Regions from separate parts of the Homo sapiens genome. Here region 2 is linked to region 1. A link is an interaction called in ENCODE POLR2A ChIA-PET data of the cell type or tissue named here. Cell type or tissue: GM12878. All regions are shown on one strand. Each heading gives the region's core, and the rest is flanking DNA. Links, peaks and the distances in the headings are about the cores only. Region 1 has its middle 38 kb from the start of EXO1. Region 2 overlaps OPN3 (opsin 3).

Region 1 (10,309 bases), core at 733-8,732:
AAAACTCCTAGAAGGTAACATAGGAGAAATTTTAAATTTCCTTCAATTTGGTAATGATGTTTTAGATACAACACCAAAGACACAATCTATGAAATAAGGAATTGATAAAGTTCACCTCATAAATAGAGCCTCTCTCTCTCTTTTTTTTTTTTTTTTTTTTTGGAGACAGAGTCTTGCTGTGTCGCCTGGCTGGAGTGCAATTGCACAATCTCTGCTCACTGCAACCTCCACTTCCTAGGTTCAAGCAATTCTCGTGCCTCAGCCTCCTAAGTAGCTGGGACTACAGGCACATGCCACCACACCCTGCTACTTGTTTGCATTTTAGTAGAGACAGGGTTTCGCCATGTTGCCCAGGCTGGTCTCAAACTCCTGAGCTCAGGCAATCCGTCCACCTCAGCCTTCCAAAATGCTAAGATTATAGGCATAAGCCACCATGCCTGGCTTTGTAAACTGCACTTCATTAAGATTAAAATTATCTGCTCTGTAAGAGACACTGTCAAGAGAATGAAAAGACAAGACAAAGACTGGGAGAAAATGTTTGCAAAAGACACATCTGATAAAGAACTGTTATCTAATATATAAGAAGAACTATTAAAACTCTACAGTGCCAGGCATGGTGGCTCAGGCCTGTAATCCCAGCACTTTAGGAGGCCAAGATGGGTGGATCACTTAAGGCCAGAAGTTCCAGACCAGCCTGGCCAACATGGTGACCCCATCTCTACTAAAAATACAAAAATTATCAGTCATGGTGACACATGCCTGTAGTCCCAGCTACTCGGGAGGCTGAGGCAGGAGAACTGCTTGAACCTGGAAGACAGAGGTTGCAGTGACAGTGAGCCAAGATTGCACCGCTACACTCCAGCCTGGGCAACCGAGCAAGACTCTGCCTCAAAATAAATAAACATAAATAATAAAATTCGACAGTAGGCCAGGCGTGGTGGCTCACACCTGTAATCTCAGCACTTTGGGAGGCCAAGCTGGGCAGATTGCCTGAGGTCAGGCATTCGAATCCAGCCTGGCCAACATGGTGAAACCCCGTCTCTACTAAAAATACAAAAATTAGCGGGGCATGGTGGAGCGTCCCTGTAGTCCCAGCTACTTGGGAGGCTGAGGCAGGAGAATCACTTGAACGTAGGAGGTGAAAATTACAGTGGCAGTGAGCTGAGATCGCACCACTGCACTCCAGCCTGGATGACAGAGTGTGACTCTGTTTCAAAGCAAACAAACAAACAAAAAACCCAACAGTAAGAACACAAACAACTCAATTTTAAAATGAGCCAAAGACTTTAACAGACATCTCATCAAGGAAGATATACAGTTGGCAAACAAGCATATGAAAAGATGCTCAACATCCTATGTCATCAATGAAATACTAATTAAAACAATGAGAAACCACTATACATGTATTAGAAGGACCAAAATCCAGAACGAGGATACCACCAAATGCTGGTGGGGATGTGAAGCAACAAGAACTCTCATTCATTGCTGCTGGGAATGCAAAATGGCACAACCACTTTGGAAGACAGCTTGGCAGTTTTTTAAATAAAACTAAACATACTCTTACCATATGATACAGCAATTACACTTCTTGTTATTTACCCAAAAGAGCTGAAAACTTATGTCCACACAAAAACCTGCATGCTGATGTTTATAGCAGCTTTATCCATAACTGCCATAATTTGGAAGCAACAAAAATGTCCTTCAGTAGGTGAATAGATAAACTAGTACAACCAGACAATGAAATATTACTCTTCACTAAAAAGAAATGAACTATCAAGCCATAAAAAGATGGGAGGAAATGTAAATGCACATAAGTAAGTGAAAGAAGCCACTCTGAAAAGGCTGCATACTGTATGATTCCAACTATATGGCATTCTGGAAAAGGCAAAAGGTATGGAAACAGTCAAAAGATCAATGGTAGCCAGAAGTTAGGGAGTGAGGGAGTGATGAATAGGTGAAGCACAGATTTTTAGGGCAGTGAAACTACTCCACATCACACTACAATGGTGAATACATATATTTCATACATGTCCAAATTCAGAATGTACAACACCAAGTGTGAACCTAAACATAGAGACTATGGACTTTGGATAATAAAGACGTGTCAGTGTAGGTTCATCACTTGTAACAAATATATCACTCTGGTAGGAGATGCTGATATTGGGAAAGGCTATGCACTAAAATTGTTCTAAAAAATAAAATCTGTTAAAAAAATTACACACACACACACACACACACACACACACACACACTATACCACTAGAAAACCCTCAGAATTACTTAAATTAAAAGGACCAACAATACCAAATGTCAGCAAGGATGTGCAACAACAGCAATTCTTGTGGACCTCTGGTGGACGTGTAAATTGGTTGAGTCATTTTGGGAAACACTTTGATATTATCTACTAACATTGACAAACAAACATTCTGTGACTCAGCAGTTCCACTCCTTGGTGTATATCTAACAGAAATATGTGCACATGTATACGAAGAGACATGTAAGAGAATGTTTCTAGCCACATTATTCACAACAGCTCAGAACTGGAAACAATCTCAATGTCCACCAGTGGTGGAATGGCTAAATAACTCTTGGTATATTCATATAACAGAATACAATAAAAATGAATAAATTAATTATGCATAAAACATGGGTGAATCTCAAAAATACAGTGTTGAACAGAAGCCAGACAAAAATTATCCCAAACTAAGGGATTCCACTTAAATTTTTTAAAAAATAGAAAACTAAACTAAAGTGTTTAGGAATAAATAATTACGCATTATATAAGAAAGAAAAGAAAGAAAGAAAGAGAAAGAGAGAGAGAGAAAGAGAGAGGGAGGGAGGGGGAGAGAGAGAGAAAGAAAGAGAGAGAGAGGGAGGTGGAGAGAGAGAGAGAAACAAAGAAAGAAAGAAAAAGAAAGAAAGAAAAGAAAAGAAAGAAAAGAAAGAAAGAAAGAAAGAGATGGAAGAAACCACAAGGAAGTGGTTTCCATAAGAATTGCGATAAGGCTGGGCATGGTGGCTCATGCCTGTAATCCCAGCACTTTGGGAGGCTGAGGTGGGTGGATCACCTGAGGTCAGGAGTTCGAGGCCAGCCTGGCCAACGTGGTGAAACCCCATCTCTACTAAAAACACAAAAATTAGCCAGACGTGGTGTCAGGTGCCTGTAATCCCAGCTACTCAGGAGGCTGAGGCAGGAGAATCGCCTGAACCTGGGAGGCGGAGGTTGCAGAGAGCCGAGATTGCACCACCGCACTCCAGCCTGGGCGACAAGACTGAAACTCTGTCTCAAAAAATATAATAATAAATAAGAATTGGGATAGTGGTTATCTTTTCAGCAGAAGGAAAATGTAGCTATTGGGAGGCGGTATGGTAGATTTGTACTGTGTCCACTTAGCTTAGCTGTAACTAACTATTTTATCCAGAATTTTCTTCCATGCAATTCTAAGTTAGCATAGGCTACCTGAACCTCGGTATAATACAGAAGGCAGAAGTGAAATAGCAGCCATGTGTTTTTGTGCACAAAAGGCAGGTGCAAAGTACTGTTGCATTTAGTGGATGTTGTCCCCAATTTCCTGAATCACTTGGGAATGAGGCAATCTCTGCTCTTACAACTACCCAAGACCTTCTTCTTCAGCTTTTCCAACTTCTGGGCCAGATTGCCTGCCCTGCTCATTTCAGAGCCAGCATAAGACCCAGAAGCAACAGCTGTATATAAACTGTTCACCAAGCCACCACGATTGTGTAAGGTGAAACCCTCATAAGAAATCCCACATTCTGTAGCAGCCCTCACTGTTTCCTCTGACGGAAACTGATTGGTAAACAAGGGGCATGGAAGAGGCCTCCTGGCCACTGGGAACATTCTGTTTCTTGACTTGCTGATGGCTACAGTGATGTTCCCTTGGTGATGATAAATAAAGCTTTACATCTGTGTTTTGTTCAATTATCTGTAGCTATGCTATATTTACCAATGAAAGTTAAAAAAAAAACTCAAAACTACATGTTACAAGCATTAAAAATAGAACAAAACTGCTCTCATGACCTGATGTTTAGAATTACTGCATGTTGTGCCTTTAAAAAAATACACTAGTTTCTCCTATTAATTTTGTGTTTCATTTCTAAATAATGAGCTATGAGAGAAGGATGAAGGCTGCTAAAGAGTTACTTGGTGATGTCCTAAACTGGACTGGTTTGGGGCCAGGCAAAAAATGTCATGTGACATTTCATTCCTCTTGGCATTTGAGTGGTACTTAATACACATAGTTGTTGTGAAGATTAAATGAGTTAATATATTAAAAATGCTAGATGTCCTACCCATAGGAAGCAGTAGTCAAGTGCTTGCCATTATCATTATTCTTAATGTTGTTGTTAGTATTATGTCCTCTCGCATCAATAGATAAGAAAAACATAAAAATTGTATAGATGCTGCATATCAACGAAGGCAATGATTCTCAAATAGCTGAACACTGGAATCACAAGGAGAAATTTCACAAAATCACACTTCCTGTGTGTTGGGGGGAGGGGGGGTGAGGGGATGTACAGAATAATTTCTCCCAAATATGTCTACATCTAATCCCCAGAATCTGTGCATTTACCTCACACGGAAAAGGGGGCTTTGCAGATTGATTAAATTAAGCATTTTGAGGTGGGGAGATTATCCTGGATTAGTCAGGTGAGCCCAAGGTAATCCCAAAAGTGTTGAGAAGGAGGAGAGAGTTAAAGTCAATCAATAGAGATTTGGTGACAGAAGGAAGGGTTGGAGTGAGGTGCTTTGAAGCTAGGAGAAACCACACAGGAATGTGGGCTCCCTCTAAAGCTGGAGAAGCAAGAAAACAGATTCTCCCTGGAGCCTCCAGCAGGAACGTGGTCCTGCCCATACCCTGAGTTTAGCCCCAGGACAATCATTTCAGACTTCTGGCCTCGAGAATTCTAGGATAATAAGTTCATGTTTTATTAAGCCATTAAGATTGTGTTATTTTTTATAGCAGCAGGAAAAAACTAATGGGGGCCGGGGATTAGAGTTACATTTCAATCTCAGGGAAGAGGTATAGGCATCATTTTTGTTGTTACTGTTTTAATCTCTCCAGGTGAGGGCTCCTCACTTACTGCCAGGGTTAAGAAGTACTGAACTAGGAGGGTGAAGGAGAGGGTCAAATATTTTAAGACCAAAGGAGGTGCATGTCATCACTGGGTACCTCTGTGTAACAGAGAAATTCAAGACTACAGAATAAGGGATATTATTTTTTAATACTGGGGCGAAATAAGGAATAAATATTAACCAGACCCTGAGTGCTTGAACAGAGCGGCCAAGAGTCTCCTAGTTCCCAGTGAAGATTAAGTAATTTATCTGCTGTCACACAGCTTGTGAGTTGGAACAGGCTGGACAATGAACCTTGGCTATACACCTTGTGTTATTTAATTTATTTATATGTTTGAGTGCTTTGCTTTGTTCTTTTGTTTTCAGCGAAACTACATTATAAACCTTTTGAAAGCAGGGAAATTGTATACTTTTAGAAATCTGATGAAATTGAGTTACTGAATTAAATCTAGCAGCGGATTCAATATTGGCCATAAAACCCTGGCTATCTTTATTCTATAATATCCTGAAACCCCATCTGCTATTTAATTCAGCCCAATTTTGAGGCCAAGCCCACCCACCTGTCTGTGTGTGGCCTCAATATTTTCTGCCATATCTTATTATATTTTAGGATGACATAATTAGATTTAGTCTACCAGATTTTACTCCCACCAAGCTGGCAACAGTTCATAATAATTACCAATTGATAATAATCACCAATGATAATTTTTACATGAGACAAAAAAAAGTCTAAACTATATAGGACAAAGCATGTACTTTCAATGTAAGCCAGGTATCAGAAAAGACAAGTTATATACTTTGGCCGGCATATCTGGTATAAAACAAGAACATTTTCCCCCAGGGCACTTCTCCACTTCCTTCAGATCTCTGTTCAAATGTCACCTTATAAGAGAATCCTTATGTGACCATCTCTATTTGAAACGGCACCTTCCACACCTGCCTCTTCACATGCACCCATAAGCTTTCCGTCCTTCTTACTTGTCCTTTATAGTACTTAGCACCAGTCCATAACATCATTTACTTATTTTTCTTCTTATCTGTTACTCCTCCCTAGAAGACAAGCTCTCTGAGAGTAGGAACTCTAGTTAGGTCATGCGCTATGTCTCCAAGGTCTAGAACAGTGCCTGCATAGAGTAGGCACCTGTAATTATCAGCAGAATGGCAGCTAGATATACGTGATGTAGCGGGAACATCACCAGGCCTGGAATTAGGACATCACTGTTCATTGTCCAGCCTGTTCTGACTCGCAAGCTGTGTGACAGCAGAGAAGTTACTTAAACTTCCTGATCCTCAGTTTTCTTATCTGGAAATAGGAGTGTCACCCACCCTGTTTACCTCAGTGTCTTAAAAACCACAAAGTGATGTACTGATCTCATGTGTTTTTTTCTTGTATGTGGTATGGTGTGGCTGCTCATTTAGAGCTGTCCTGTCGCATGACTTTTGTCCTATAACCATTGCATTACGGTTGAAGAAACGGGAAATGAAATTATTTGTGTGTCACTAGTTAGCCATTTACACTGTATTTTTGTGGTGAGTAAAGGCAGTGGAGAGGGAAGAACAGAGAGACAATCTGAGTTACTAATGACCATCTTTTTTTTGTTGTCGTTGTTTTTGAGACAGAGTTTCACCCTTTTTGCCCAGGCTGGAGTGCAAATGGTGTGATCTTGGCTCACTGCAACCTCCACCTCCCAGGTTCAAGTGATTCTCCTGCCTCAGCCTCCCGAGTAGCTGGGATTACAGGCGCCTACCACCATGCCCAGCTAATTTTTTGTATTTTTAGTGGAGACGGGGTTTCACCATGTTGGCCAGGCTGGTCTTGAACTCCTGACCTCAGGTGATCCACCTGCCTCAGCCAACCAAAGCACTGGGATTACAGGCATGAGCCACCACGCCCGGTAGACAGTCTTTTAACTCAGCAACACATCCACCACCTGTAATGAGGGCTATAGAACTCCCAGCCTCTTCAGCTCCCCTGCCTGTTCCCCCTTTCCTAGGCTAACCAAAAACTGAATATGCCTACCAGTCACCTCTTCAAAAGCTATGTTATCAGCAGCCAAATTGATTACCAAGTGTTAAATAACACATAGAAAAAAAGTACAATATTGGGTCTTTGGAGTTTGATGCCTGTGGTGAGCTCCATATTATGGAGAACATCCTTATTCATTATCTTCTCAATGGCTTTTGCTTTCTTTCAGGGAGGTATTTATTATTACAGTGACAGAAGGACGAAACAAAGCTATAATTTTGTACAGCATACAGGAGGCTATTTCTTATGTTATTCTTCTTTGTAGCTTTCTATTATAACAATTTTTCTCATTTCATTCCTTAATAGAACAATTCAACATATGGGAAAGGCAATTCAGTGTGGTTTGTCTCTTGAATCATATTATTCTGTTTGAAAGCTGAATACTCGGATTATCTTATTTTGGTAACTCATTGAACTACATTTACTAAATTTTACTTCAGCTTTGTTGAACCTAAATTGAAGGACATTGTAATAAACAGCCAAACAGAACCTGCTGTTTTACTTAATACAGGGATACAATGGTGATTACACCATCCCTAGATCACTCAGTCTTTTTAAAAATTATTATTATTATTTTTTGAAACAAGGTCTCACTTTGTTGCTCAGCCTGGGGTGCAGTGGCACCATCATAGCTTACTGCAGCCTGCTGGGCTCAAACAATCCTTCTGCCTCTGCTCCCAAGCCTGGGACTAAGGGGACGGGCTACCATGCCTGGGTAATTTTTTTATTTTGTAGAAGCAGAATCTCACTTTGTTGCTGAGGGTGGTCTCAAACGCCTGTCCTCAAGTGACCCTGCTGCCTCGGCCTCCCAAAGTGCTGGGATTACAGACACGAGCCACCCCACCTGGCCAACTCAGAGTCTTCACAAAAACTCAAGAATCCTCCCTTGGGTCTCAGGGTTAAGAAATGTTGTGCTTTGTCTAGAGAACTAATCTGCTTTGATCTTGTGGACACCATAATTACTATAACTGGATGTTGTTTCCTCTTTTCTCTGAAAACTTAGAAAATGCAGAGCCAAATTCGTATCTTCCCCTCAGCAATGCTTTTAGAACACGATTATGTTTTACATTCTTGCACAGATATTCCTCTGGCCCAGATTGCACAAGTAATTTATTATATTCTTTTGTATTACACGCACTTTTGTAAATTAACATAGTTTTTTGGGGATAAGGTTTATATGGATGGATGAGTACGTATATATTTATATATACACACATTTTAATAGGCTTTATTTTTCAGAGCAGTTATAGGTTCACAGCAAAATAGAGCAGAGGAAGTACAGAGATTTTTCCATTTACTCCTACCCCCACACATGCATAGCCCCCATTATCATAAACATCCCCCACCAGAGTGTACATTTGTTATGACTGATGAACCTATATTGATGCATCATTATCACCCAGAGTCCACAGCATACATTAGGGTTCACTCTTGGTGTTGTACATTCTATGGGTTTGCACCAATGTATGAGAACATGTATCCACCATTATAGTATCATACAGAGTAGTTTAACTGCCCTAAACATTATCTGGATTTCTTCTTTTTTTTTTTTTTTTTAGAGATAAGGTCTCACTGTGTTGCCCCCAGTCTGGTCTTGAACTCTTGGCCTCAAGCAATCCTGCTGCCTCTGAATCCAAAAGTGCTGGGATTACAGATGCCAGCCACTACACCAAAAACCACAATTTTTTTTCCAAATTTTATTCTAAGTTTCCAGCTTCTTTTCATGAATGATCGTGTCTGAATAAGCTTCCTTTCATGAATGATTGTGTCAGCTTCTCTCAAAGCTGACCCATTTTTTATAAAGTACAACCAAAATAAAAGAAAGTCTACTTGAAAATCCAAATTTCAGTGGTAGGGCTGGGTGCAGTGGCTCACGCCTGTAATCCTAGCACTTTTGGAGGCCAAGGAGAGCGGATCACTTGAGGTCAGGGGTTCCAGACCAGTCTGACCAACATGGTGAAACCCCATCTCTACTGAAAATACAAAAATATCCAGGTGTGATGGCATACATAACCCTGTAATCTCAGCTACTTGGGAGGCTGGGACGTGAGAATCCCTTGAACCCGGGAGGCGGAGGTTGCAGCGAGCCGAGATCGCACCATTGCACTCCAGCCTGGGTGACAGAGTGAAACTCTGTCTCAACCGAAAAAAAAAAAAGATTTCAGTGGCAAGTGTTTACTTGCCACTGAAGAAGTAATAAGAAGTCTCTTTACAAAATGAGACTCATAAAACCTCAAGAGTTTTCAAAAATAAACTCAGATATTTCAACATAAATAAGCATACAGAGTAAACGGATAAGATTTCAAAACCTTTTCATTACTAATATGATAAGCCAAAAAAAAAAAAAAAAGAACTTGGGGAATGAATAACATTTGTCATAACACAATGAATTCTTCTTTGTTAATGCAATCCCCCTGAATTATTTTGAAAGACATATAATCAATAAAGGAGAATGTGTTATTACTAAGTCACTTAGGAGGGCTATAATAAATATGCAACCATTAGAAAATACCCCAAAATAAATATTTTATTATGTTTCTAGGAGTAAGTTTCCTTTAGATATATTTGTTATTACATAAGAATTTTCTGGAGTTTGGGCTGCTATGTTGAAAACCTAACCATGCAATTTATCTACTCTTTAAAAATATAGGAAGGGTTATGAAACTTCTAAATTTTTCTCAATTAAAATATCAAAATTGTCTGTTGATTGATACTGAAGAGGGAGAAAGTTAATCTGCTTTCAGACACTTAAAATATCAAAGTCTCACCCCTTTCCAATTTCTTCCCCTACCCCATCTATTTCAAAGAGTACCATATCTTTCTAGATTCTAGAACATCAGTATAGAATGCCATCGTGAATTCCAAATATCATTTTCTTTAACCCTCCTTTAAAGACACTCCCTCTATTTCCCCCACACAGCATGACTTATACCAAAATCAACTCATTTATTCCTCTTATTCCTCTACCCCTCCCCATACCTCATCTCTGGCCAAAGGAGTAATTTAAATTTTGCTCCTGGGTTAATTGTCATGGATCAGCATTCTGACCTTCAATTCTTTACTATTCCACCTCAATATTATCTTAGCTGCCTTGGAACTCAGTAAATTTACTTTCCTAAGTGTATTAACCAGGGTTCTCCTGAGAAACAGAATCCCAAAGGTCCTATGGAAAGAGATTTATTATGACA
Region 2 (10,309 bases), core at 1,296-9,295, 180 kb before region 1:
ACTCAATCACTAAGTCAGGCTAATTTATCTCAACAGTTCTCAAATCTGTCCTTTGTTGTCCTGACTACTATTGCCCTAATTCAGACTCTCACCAGCTCTTGCCAAACTGTTTTAATAGCTTTCTGTCTGATCACCCTTCTCCATTCTTGCCTCTCCTCGATTCATCTTCCATATGGACACAAAGATAAGCAAATGCAATCTGTTTCCTTATTTAATACCATTAGGTGCTTCTCCACTAGGATAAAGTAGTCAGAATTCCTTAGAATGGCATACAAAGCCCTCCAAGACCTTCCAGAGCCATCTACTGATCACCCTGTATGACCAAAACTAAATCCATTTGCTTTTCCTCAAACCCTGTTTCCAGTTAAATGAATTACATACATTCAGACACCAAAACTGAAATTTTAGACATTCTCGATTTCTTTCCCTCTCTACCTAACTTGTAATGTAGACATTTTCCAAATCCTGTATTTCTGTCTTCAAATTGTTCTCTGCCTCTTTCATTCCCTTTGCTCTGCCCTATCCAGGCCTTATCACATTCTTTCTCCTTGCCTCCAGTATCCACATCTTTTTCCCAGCCTCCTCTCCACTGTCACCAGGCTAACCTTTGAAACATAAGTCTTATCAAGAAAAACTTTCCACAGTACCTCATCCGCTGAATAAAAGCCCCCAAATCTTAGCAAGCTATTCAAGGTTACAGACACTGGACCCTCTTCCACCTGTCCTGCCTCTCCACGCCAGGCCAGGCACTCTATGCTCCAGGCACTGTGGACCCTCTTCCACCTGTCCTGCCTCTCCATGCCAGGCCAGGCACTCTATGCTCCAGGCACTGTGGACCCTCTTCCACCTGTCCTGCCTCCCCACGCCAGGCCAGGCACTCTATGCTCCAGACACTGTGGACCCTCTTCCACCTGTCCTGCCTCTCCACGCCAGGCCAGGCACTCTATGCTCCAGACACTGTGGACCCTCTTTCACCTGTCCTGCCTCTCCACGCCAGGCCAGGCACTCTACGCTCCAGACACTGTGGACCCTCTTTCACCTGTCCTGCCTCCCGATGCCAGGTCAGGCACTCCATGCTCCAGCCATGCAGACTGTGTCAATGCCTCCATGCCTGTTTCTGCTATTCTTCCTACATGGGGTGTTGTTCCTCATATCAGCCCATGGAAATCCTTCTCAACCATAAGGGCCAAGCAGAAACACCTTTTCTTTTTTGAAGCATTCCTAGATTTCCCTAGCAGGACTACTCTGTTTATATACTGCAGAAATGATCACAGCCTGATTAATATGGTGGTTAATTGTGCATCAATGTCAGGCCCAATGGCTTGAGCGTTCCAGTACTTACAGATTCTGACTTTCAGAGAGTTACTGAGCCTTATTTCTCATCTACATATGGAAACATTAATACCTACCTCACAGAGCTGCTTTAAAAATTGAGATAAAACGTGTGAAGAAATCAGAACAGTTCATGGCACAGAAGCAGTTACCAGTGTTCCTGGACTTCACTGGACACCTCTGAAGGCACCACATCACATCTCACTATAGCATGTGCACCAAGCTTGGGGGTTATGGAATCAAACTGCCTGGGTTTGAAGCCCACTTCTACCACTTACCAGCTGTGTGATCTTGGTCAAGCTCTTTGTCTTCACATTGTCTATTTACCCATCTGCAAATGGGGATAATAAAATACCTACCCAACTAGGTTTTTATGAGGATAACATAAAATAAATATAGCAACCATTGGCATCCAGTTAGTGCTAAGTGTTAGTTACAATTTCATCTCTGTATCCCAGAGTCTAGCACAGAAACTGGGACACGGTTCATGCTCAATAAATATTACATTGTAATGAACCCTATGCTTCACTTGGCAGTGTCTAGTTAAAGTTCTTATCTGCATTAAGCATACTGACTCATTCCATTGCAATTAAGTATTTTCTATAGTTAACACCCATCTATAAAATGCCAAGCTGCTGCCTATCTCATTGCTTGGTGAACCACCAGTGAGTGCAAATGTGTGTACAATTATGGATGGTTTATTTAGTCTTGAATAGGCTTCTCCGAAGCCATACTATTGTTATATATGTGTAATTTGATTAATTTGCCAATAGTCTGTCAAGTGAATAGCACCCCTTCCAAAAACAGTATGCTAAAATGTTTTTACATTGATTTTGAGGTAGTTGCCATGCATAGAAAGATTACCTCTCATTTCTATTAATATAATTGCTTTGCAGAGGAACGGTATTTCTGGATAAAATTATTTTAAAAATACCAAAAATTGCAAATTTCAAACCTATACCAAACTGGGGCAGGATGAAAAATATTCTCTCATATTCAAAACTTTTGTTTTGGAATCTGTGTTATAATAAACCACCAGAAGGAAGCCACTGTGAAGATTGGCGAGGGAAGGTAGCGGGGAACTGGGGGATCTATATGGGAGCAGCAAAGACAGCAGTTCCTATCAACAATGACCCTGTTGAAGAAGCACTGATAGGGGTCAGAAAACCTGAGGAAGAAAGCAGACTCCTTATGAATATTCAACACTTGCTCTAGTGCAGTTTTTCTCAACTTGGCGCTTATCGATATTTGGGGCTGGATAATTCTTTGTTATGAGGGAGCTGACCTGCATTGCAGAATGTTGAACAACACCCCAGCCCTCTACCCACTGAATGACAGTAGCATCTGATTCCCAGATGTGAAAACCAGAATGTCTCCAGACTTTGCCAATAAAAGGCCAAACACTCTGGTTTAAAAATCACTGCCTTAATGGGAGAAAATTAGCAAAATTATTTAGATGGAACCTCTTATATCTAAATGTGTACTATTTTTAAGTAGCTTTATTGACTCATATAGGCTTACCCTAAAACTAATGATCTGTACTAATAATACAAGAAGCCAGGACTATGATTGCGATATATTTTACCAGAGATGGGTCCTAGTGGTCCTCTGTTCCTCAGGTTGGAACCTAGAACAGTGTGAAGGCAAGAGGATGACATGGAAGAAAAGAGCCACTGGAAACTGCTAGCTGGTCTTTCAATTAGCAAATCGTTGCGGGGGGGTACCTGTGAAATGTAAGCAATTCCAGGGAATGCAGAGGTACCATACACATAGTCTTTGTTTGAAAGGAGATTACAATCTCCTGACAAACTATTTCCAGTGCAATTCTCATCTTTTGCTTTTTACTTTTCTATCTGGTTGGTACTTATGTTTCAACAGCAGGGGTCATTACCAATGTTATGTATTTATAAAATGAGAACAGAACAATGTACAGCTCATTTCTCCATAATACTTCACTTAAATCATTTTAGGAAATTAACTGTATTATTAATTGCCTAAAAACAAGACTCCAAGCACCTCCTCAGCCATACATTCCCCCAAATTTTTCCTTTAAAGCTGGTAAAATACTGCAATGGTTACACAAGCTTTAACTGTAAACTTAACTTACAAATATAGTAAAATTAACTTATAGTAATGATAAAAAATAAAGTTTCCCCATACTGGGTAATATTTACTTTTATGTCAGAGATGAATACGGAACAAGTAAGAGTCTCAAATGAGCAGCAATAGAGAACTCAAGGGCTTTAATTATATGATGTATAATAAAAAGAAATGGCATAAAACACACTGTACTAGTATCCTCAAGGATTAAACTATAAAATGCCTAAATATGTATCTCATTCTGACTGAATTATAATCAGGTATTCATCTTCCTGCTACACTTTGTCAACCCTGCACCTCTGAATCCAGTCATTCCTCTGATGTGTATGCCTTAATATTAAATAGTTGTCCAGAGTGTATTAGAATTAAATATATATTTAGCAACAAGCAAATGCCAAGAATCATAGGACATCAGCAGGGACCAATGAAGGTATTATATATAAAGATTTTAAGCTCGACATATCAGAATAAAGAGATCGTTTTTCTGATTTCAGGAGTGAACTTAACTCCCTTCTCTTTCAATCGGAGTTGGCCCATTTTATTATAATTATAAAAACTGTAATTTATAGGATTATTTCGCTATTTGTTGAAAAGCCAATCTAAAGTTCCAGAAGCCACCACTTTTTAAATAGTGCTTTATGTGTTACATATTCTTACATGTAATAAATCACTCTTGAGATGCAAGCAAAGCGAAACAGTAGCATTTCATTTCTCATTAATGGGTCTCAATACAAAGTAGGAGAGTCCAGGCAAGTCACTTAACTCCTCCAGGTTTTATCTACAAAGAAACTGGTATAAATACCTGCCCTTTCTTACCTTACACAGTTGTCCTGAGGATCACATAAGAAAATGTAGTTGTCAAGAGAAAAGTATTCCTACAAGTGCTGGAGCAGAACTGTTGTCATATATTTTTGTTATAGCCAAATTCTTTCAGGTGAATCACTCAGCTTTTGTACTGTTCGTGCCTTACAGAAAGCTGGAAGTACTGTGCCCCCTGCTGTTGAAATGTGAATACATTTGGTTGCTGGTTAAAAGGAAATGAACTACACTACAAATACCTCTTTATAATGAAGGTAAAAATACTAAAATAAAAATCTGAAAATTTTCAGAGGAAGCAGCCACCTTTACGCAACAGGAGCATGACTTTCACTTGATCCATCAAGATGAAGGCAAATAAAATTAATCTTAATCAGAATTTCTTGGTATTGAAACTTTATGATCGAATTTCTTTATACTTCCTCTCCCTAAGCCCTTGATGTCCTGGGCTTCTAGACCCAATCCCCTAGAGCTCCTCTTGGCTCCTTCCCCAGGCAAAAGAAAAAGTTTCTGATTAATGTGAAAAACTTAACTCACTGAATGTCATCCGAAATAGACTTCGGAGAGTGTTAAACGATTCGGCTTTTAACCTTTAAGCCACCTGTTTTCAACTGTGTAGTGAGTTTTGGCACCTTTTAAAAGGGATGCCGTGCACAAGGCAGAGACTTCTGTTTTGTTTTTTCTTTTGCCAGGAAACAGGAAGTGCTAGTTACAGTGGGGAGTGAGACGGGTAAAAAATGTTTTAAATGCTCATTAAGGTAAAAGGTACCTTACCTTAAGGAAAACATTCCAACAGAATGTTTGTCAGGTACAGAGCACTTATTTTTGTATCTCTAATTTCCCAGAATAATGCCAATTCATAACCCACAGTAGGTGTTCAATGGATGCTTATTAAATTAAATCACCTTGATTTGGATCTCTCACGCTGACTGGAAGAAAGGGTCTGTCGCATCCTCAGTCCCCCAAGATCTGGCCTTCGCACAGGTCTCTCTGCAAACCAGGTTCGGTCACATCTATGAATCCAACTTTCATCTCCACGGTTTTTAAGATTCCCAAGTGACATGTTTGCATTTAGGGGCATACTTTAATTAGTATATGACGTCTTCATGCTGATGTCCTAGAATGTATTACTAATATTTCTATTACTATTCCTTAATGGTGATCAACTAAGAAAAAATAAATTATGAAGTCCATCTTGACCAAGAATTCCTCCCCACCAAGATTTGTAAAACTTTCTGCCACACATATCTGAAGATGATCTTTTTTGACTTTAACACCTAGAAATGTATATTTTAATTTAAAATAGAATTTTAGAAACTTCTAAGAAATCAGTAATTTTCTCACCAGTTCAGTAAACCACTTTACCAATTAATCTTTTATTTTTTATTGCATACATCAATATTTAACAGAAGAAAAATAAAGAACCCCTAATGTTAAACTGAATTACATGTTATCTTCTGATTCTTTTCAATGTAGACCTAAATTTTCACATGTATCAGTAAACACAATTTATGTTCTTATTAACATTTTTGAATCTCACTTTTTTGCATACAATTTGACATATATCAATATTATTGAATGGCTATATAACATTCTGTGATAGCACTAGCAATACACCAAAATTTACTTAACCATTTCCAATCGTTGGGCTTTTTTCCCCCTTAAAGTTATCTGAGTGGAACTGCTAGAAAACTTTGTACAAATAGCTTTTCTTTCTTTTAAATATTTTCCTGGGCATATGCCACTCAAAGTGAGTATGTCAAAAGATCAGTTATAAAGCCCTTTTTATAGTCTTCTACACAGTTCTCTTAAAAGGCTACTAATACACAATGCTGCTGCTATAAGGACACATGCAATTAAAACAGTTTTGCTAATACAATAGCATGAACTAAGTCAAAGTTGCATTTTTAATATTAGGAAATTTGAATACCATTCAAATTGATTTTTTATATCATTTATACACGATCGCTTTATAAATTTGCCTAAGAGTACAAACCCTTATGGATATGCATATAGTTTTACAAAAACTGAGTGCATCCATGTGTAATGCAAATAGCTTCTTTTAAATTCCATCTTGTTTTGTCTTTTTCCTATTTACTACACATTTAAAACTTTTTCTCTTAGTTGATCTACCTTGCCAATTGCCATGAAGTTCCTTTATACCACTATTGGTGTGAGACTTGTAGTATTTTTCTTTTTATACTTAACATTTTAATTCATTTGGAATATCACATGTAAAGTGGATCTAATCTTTCCACACTGACATCTAGCTAGTCTTTCCACCAGCAGTTATTAATATTTCTTTCTTTCCATTGGCTTATTAATTTCAGTTAAACTTTCTACTTGGCACCACAGAATATTCAGAAAGGTTGCTTAATAGCATGTTTTAAGGATTTGGAGAGCAAGGCTCCCATTTTTTCCCCCTAAATTAAAAAAACTTACATCTTTGCTTGCTTTCCTAAATAATTTATTACAATTATGCCATATTCCACACAGCAACCAGTTGGAATGTTAAATGGAACTGTAGTAAATTTCATACTAATGTCACATATTGGCATTTCTTTGGATGTAGCTTTATATTTTAAAACACATTATCTAACTTAATCCCCACAATAATTCTGTGAAGTATTTCTCTTCTGTAGATGGTGAAATAGATACTAGGAGTGACTTTCCCAAGAGTATACAACTGGTAAGTAGTGAAATGAGAACTGTAATTCTGGTTTTCAAAAAAACTCCCCATCTCCCCATGTACTACTTTTCCACTACACTGGCATGGCTCCCATGGGAGTTTGTTCATGTTTAAAAATATAGCTCTTTAAACTTGCTTCTATTTAGGCATCTTTCTTAATTTATCTCTATGTAGTTATATAACTTTCTTTAAAAGTCTCATATATATTAATAACCAAACACACTTTTTAAATTGCAGTTTGTCACTGCTAAGATGTAGAAATGAGATTTTTAAAAATTGTGTATCCTGCAACTTCTTGAATTAGTCTTTGTTAGTACATTTTTATACTATAAGTTTTAGCAGTTGTAAAGCCATGTTAATAGAAAATATTTATGCTACTTTCCTTATCTTCCTCATTTTGTGAATGCTGGCTTTTATTGCAATGACAGGTCTCTTTAACCATATATAAAAATAGTGCCAACACTGTTTACTTTCCACTTGAGAAATGTTTATGTTTTCCCAGTAGGAATAATGGTAGTTCTTGGTTTAAGTACTTAACAGACTCCGAGAAGTCTATTAAATCATTGCCAGAGAAATAATTAAATCAAGGGTGAATGATGAATTTTTGAAAAGTTATCTGTAATTAATACTTTGGATTTTACTATTTGTTCTTTTGATGCTGATTTAATGGCTGTTCTGCTTAACACCAGCCTTATAATCCTGAGTGATAGTAAATTATTTGTTGCTGTATTGTTTGCCAATATTTTATTTTGCATTTTGCATCTGTTGAGAATAAAATCCTTCTAAAAATGTCTTTTAGTACTGAGAACATGTCTGCCTCAAAAGACAATTTGAAGCATACTGTCCTTCATGATACATGGATAGACATTATTTAAACATTTGAAAAAGTTCACCAGTAAGTCCATTAGGGTCAAAGTCCAACCTGTCAGAAAATTATACTGGGTTACAATATCCCCTAAATTTTTAAATGCTTTTTATTGGTATAACTTCTCATTTCCCACTTATTTTGTATTAAGAAATATATTCATTTTCTTCATTTCTAAATCAACCTTTATTTTCGACTAATTTTTCCTATTTCCATTATATTCGGCTATACCATCTTTTGCAACTTCTGATTGTTCCTTTTCTCAATTTCTTATGAATAATCTGTGATACTGAAAATCTTTTCGGTAGATCTGGAATACCTTCACCTTCATTTTATTTATCATCTTATGTATTTCTCATTTTAATTACTATTTTATAGGTCTATTTCAAGTATTTCAGTTGTTCTGTTAGATTTAAACTTTAGGATAAAGTTTAAATATGACTTTTACTATATTTTTAAAAGTCAATACAATCCATGACTTTGCTACTTTAAGTAAGTTGTCAATTACTTAAATCTGTCTAGTCTCATTTTCCTCACATATAGAGGAGCAAAAATTAGTGTATTCCGAACAAATTTTGGCCTGATAATATTTTTTGTAACACAATCTTCAGATCATGAGATGTGTTACTGAAGAACATTTTGTTAAAATTTAGCCAAATTCTGCTTCGAGATCCATGCTCTAAAATATGTTTGTTTAGTTCATCTTATCTTCACATTTCTCTGATTCAATAAGCTGCAGGACCAGTGTGTGCTTTTTACCCCCGGCAATGCTAGACTAATTTTCGTGGGCACTTTCTCTTTCTCCTGCAGCGCCTACACTCTCTAACAGTGAATGTTAGTAGAAAGATCAAAGGTTTTAGAATCACAAAAGGCTGGGTCCCCATGTTGGCTCTTCCACATACCAGATTCTGAGCAAATTACTAATAATTCTCTTATTTCTTCTTTGAAGGTGATATGGTTTGGCTGTGTTCCCACTCAAATCTCATCTTGAATTGTAGCTCCTATAATTCCCACGTGTTGTGGGAGGAACCTGGTGGGAGATAACTGAATCATGGAGTTGTTTCCCCCATACTGTTCTCATGGTAGTAAATAAGTCTCACGATATCTGATGGTTTTAAAAGGGTTTCCCTTTTCACTTAGTTCTCATTCTCTCTTGTCCACCGCCATGTAAGACGTGCCTTTCACCTTCCACCATGATTGTGAGGCCTCCCCAGCCACATGGAACTGTGAGTCCATTAAACCTTTTTCTTTACAAATTACCATCTCAGGTGTGTCTTTATCAACAGCATGAGAACACACTAATACAGAGGGTACATGCGAATTTGCCTCACAGGATTGTTGAGAAACTGTCATGAGAAAGCATAATACTAGGTACCAAACACATGATAAATACTATTTCAGAGCAAAAACTGTCACAGGGATCATCATACTCTGACTGAAGAATGGAAACTGGACTAGAGGAAAAGCAAGTTCATGTCTTCTGACAGCTCCACAGGTTTTCACCATTAGAGTACTACCAGTTTTATGACGTTGGGTGGCTCTGGGAGAAAAAAAGTTTCTATACTCTGGATAACAGCTAAGAGGCAAGAGAGATTACAGAAAATTGTTACTTCACAATTTGTTAAGTGGGACACAACCGAAAGGGCATGGTAAATCCTCCTTTGATTCATTCCTATCAGTTATGTTATAGTGATATTAATTAAAGTGGTAGAGCCAACAAGGTGGTATGTTTCATTCTCACTGAAAAACCTTGGGTAATCTATTTATAGAGGGTTTTATAAGTATCTGTAATCTCAGGTTAAAAAGGCCTCACTCTGTTTCTCCTTAGGAATTCCTAAGAATTCCTCCTTAGGAATTTCAGAACAGCCCTTCTGAAGTATCTTCTCCTGGGGCACTTCATTTTTCCTTTTGGTCTAAGTTACTTATTGGAAGCTATTTTAAGTGCCAGGGCAGGGCTCTGCAGAAATTTTCTGAAGTATTAAATAAGAATAAATCTTATCTTTCAAATTTCCTTTGCAATCAACCTCCCCAAAATGAGCTTTACAACCACTAATTGAACTCCAATTCTTTTTGTAAATTAGAATACTGTGGTGGCATCATTGCCTCATCAGTTACAAGGGTCAAGTGAGTATTATAAACTTCAGACCTTCACAGTGCATAAAGGATCATGCAAAGCTAATCTTTAAACGATTATAGACAAATGTATTTTATTATCATATTGGCATTTGTATTAGTTGCTATTCCTACCACCATGTCTATACATTTATATTATATGCAAAAGATCCACATAATTTACCATTTGTGTATGTTTCACTATTCGAACAGGCCGCAGCAACTGTAACAGCTGCAAAAGTAATTAAAATATTACTTGGGTATTACTAATTGTTCTGTAGACAAAGATAAAATCTGAAGATCATTAGCAAATACATTACCTTTAAGCTGAGTTGCTAATATGGAACCCTTACATATATACCCAATACTAAAATAAAGCTAACTCTGTTTTAAGA

The links. Peaks named below come from ENCODE experiments on the same cell type or tissue, not always from the same donor. Only the 100,000 strongest peaks of a DNase experiment are listed, where the experiment ranks them.
Region 2: POLR2A ChIA-PET joins it to region 1 with 10 read pairs; 4 of 35 experiments call an interaction of 5 or more read pairs at or near these places.

What each region holds. Positions count from the first base shown.
Region 1 is chr1:241,804,685-241,814,993 of GRCh38, forward strand. No RefSeq gene overlaps it. Among named protein-coding and RNA genes, the nearest start is that of EXO1, 38 kb to the right of the region's middle. RefSeq lists a cis regulatory region at 2,237-2,592. In GM12878, for the core only: no CTCF peak of the experiment used is centred there; a DNase peak (open chromatin) is centred at 6,527.
Region 2 is chr1:241,623,256-241,633,564 of GRCh38, forward strand. All of the region lies in intron 1 of OPN3 (opsin 3), which reads right to left. It overlaps CHML (CHM like Rab escort protein), which reads right to left. Exons shown (of 2, transcript NM_001381853.1): 2 at 5,596-10,309. Among named protein-coding and RNA genes, the nearest start is that of CHML, 12 kb to the right of the region's middle. In GM12878, for the core only: a CTCF peak has its summit at 4,431 (motif pointing left); a DNase peak (open chromatin) is centred at 4,426; H3K4me3 peaks cover 781 bases; H3K27ac peaks cover 616 bases.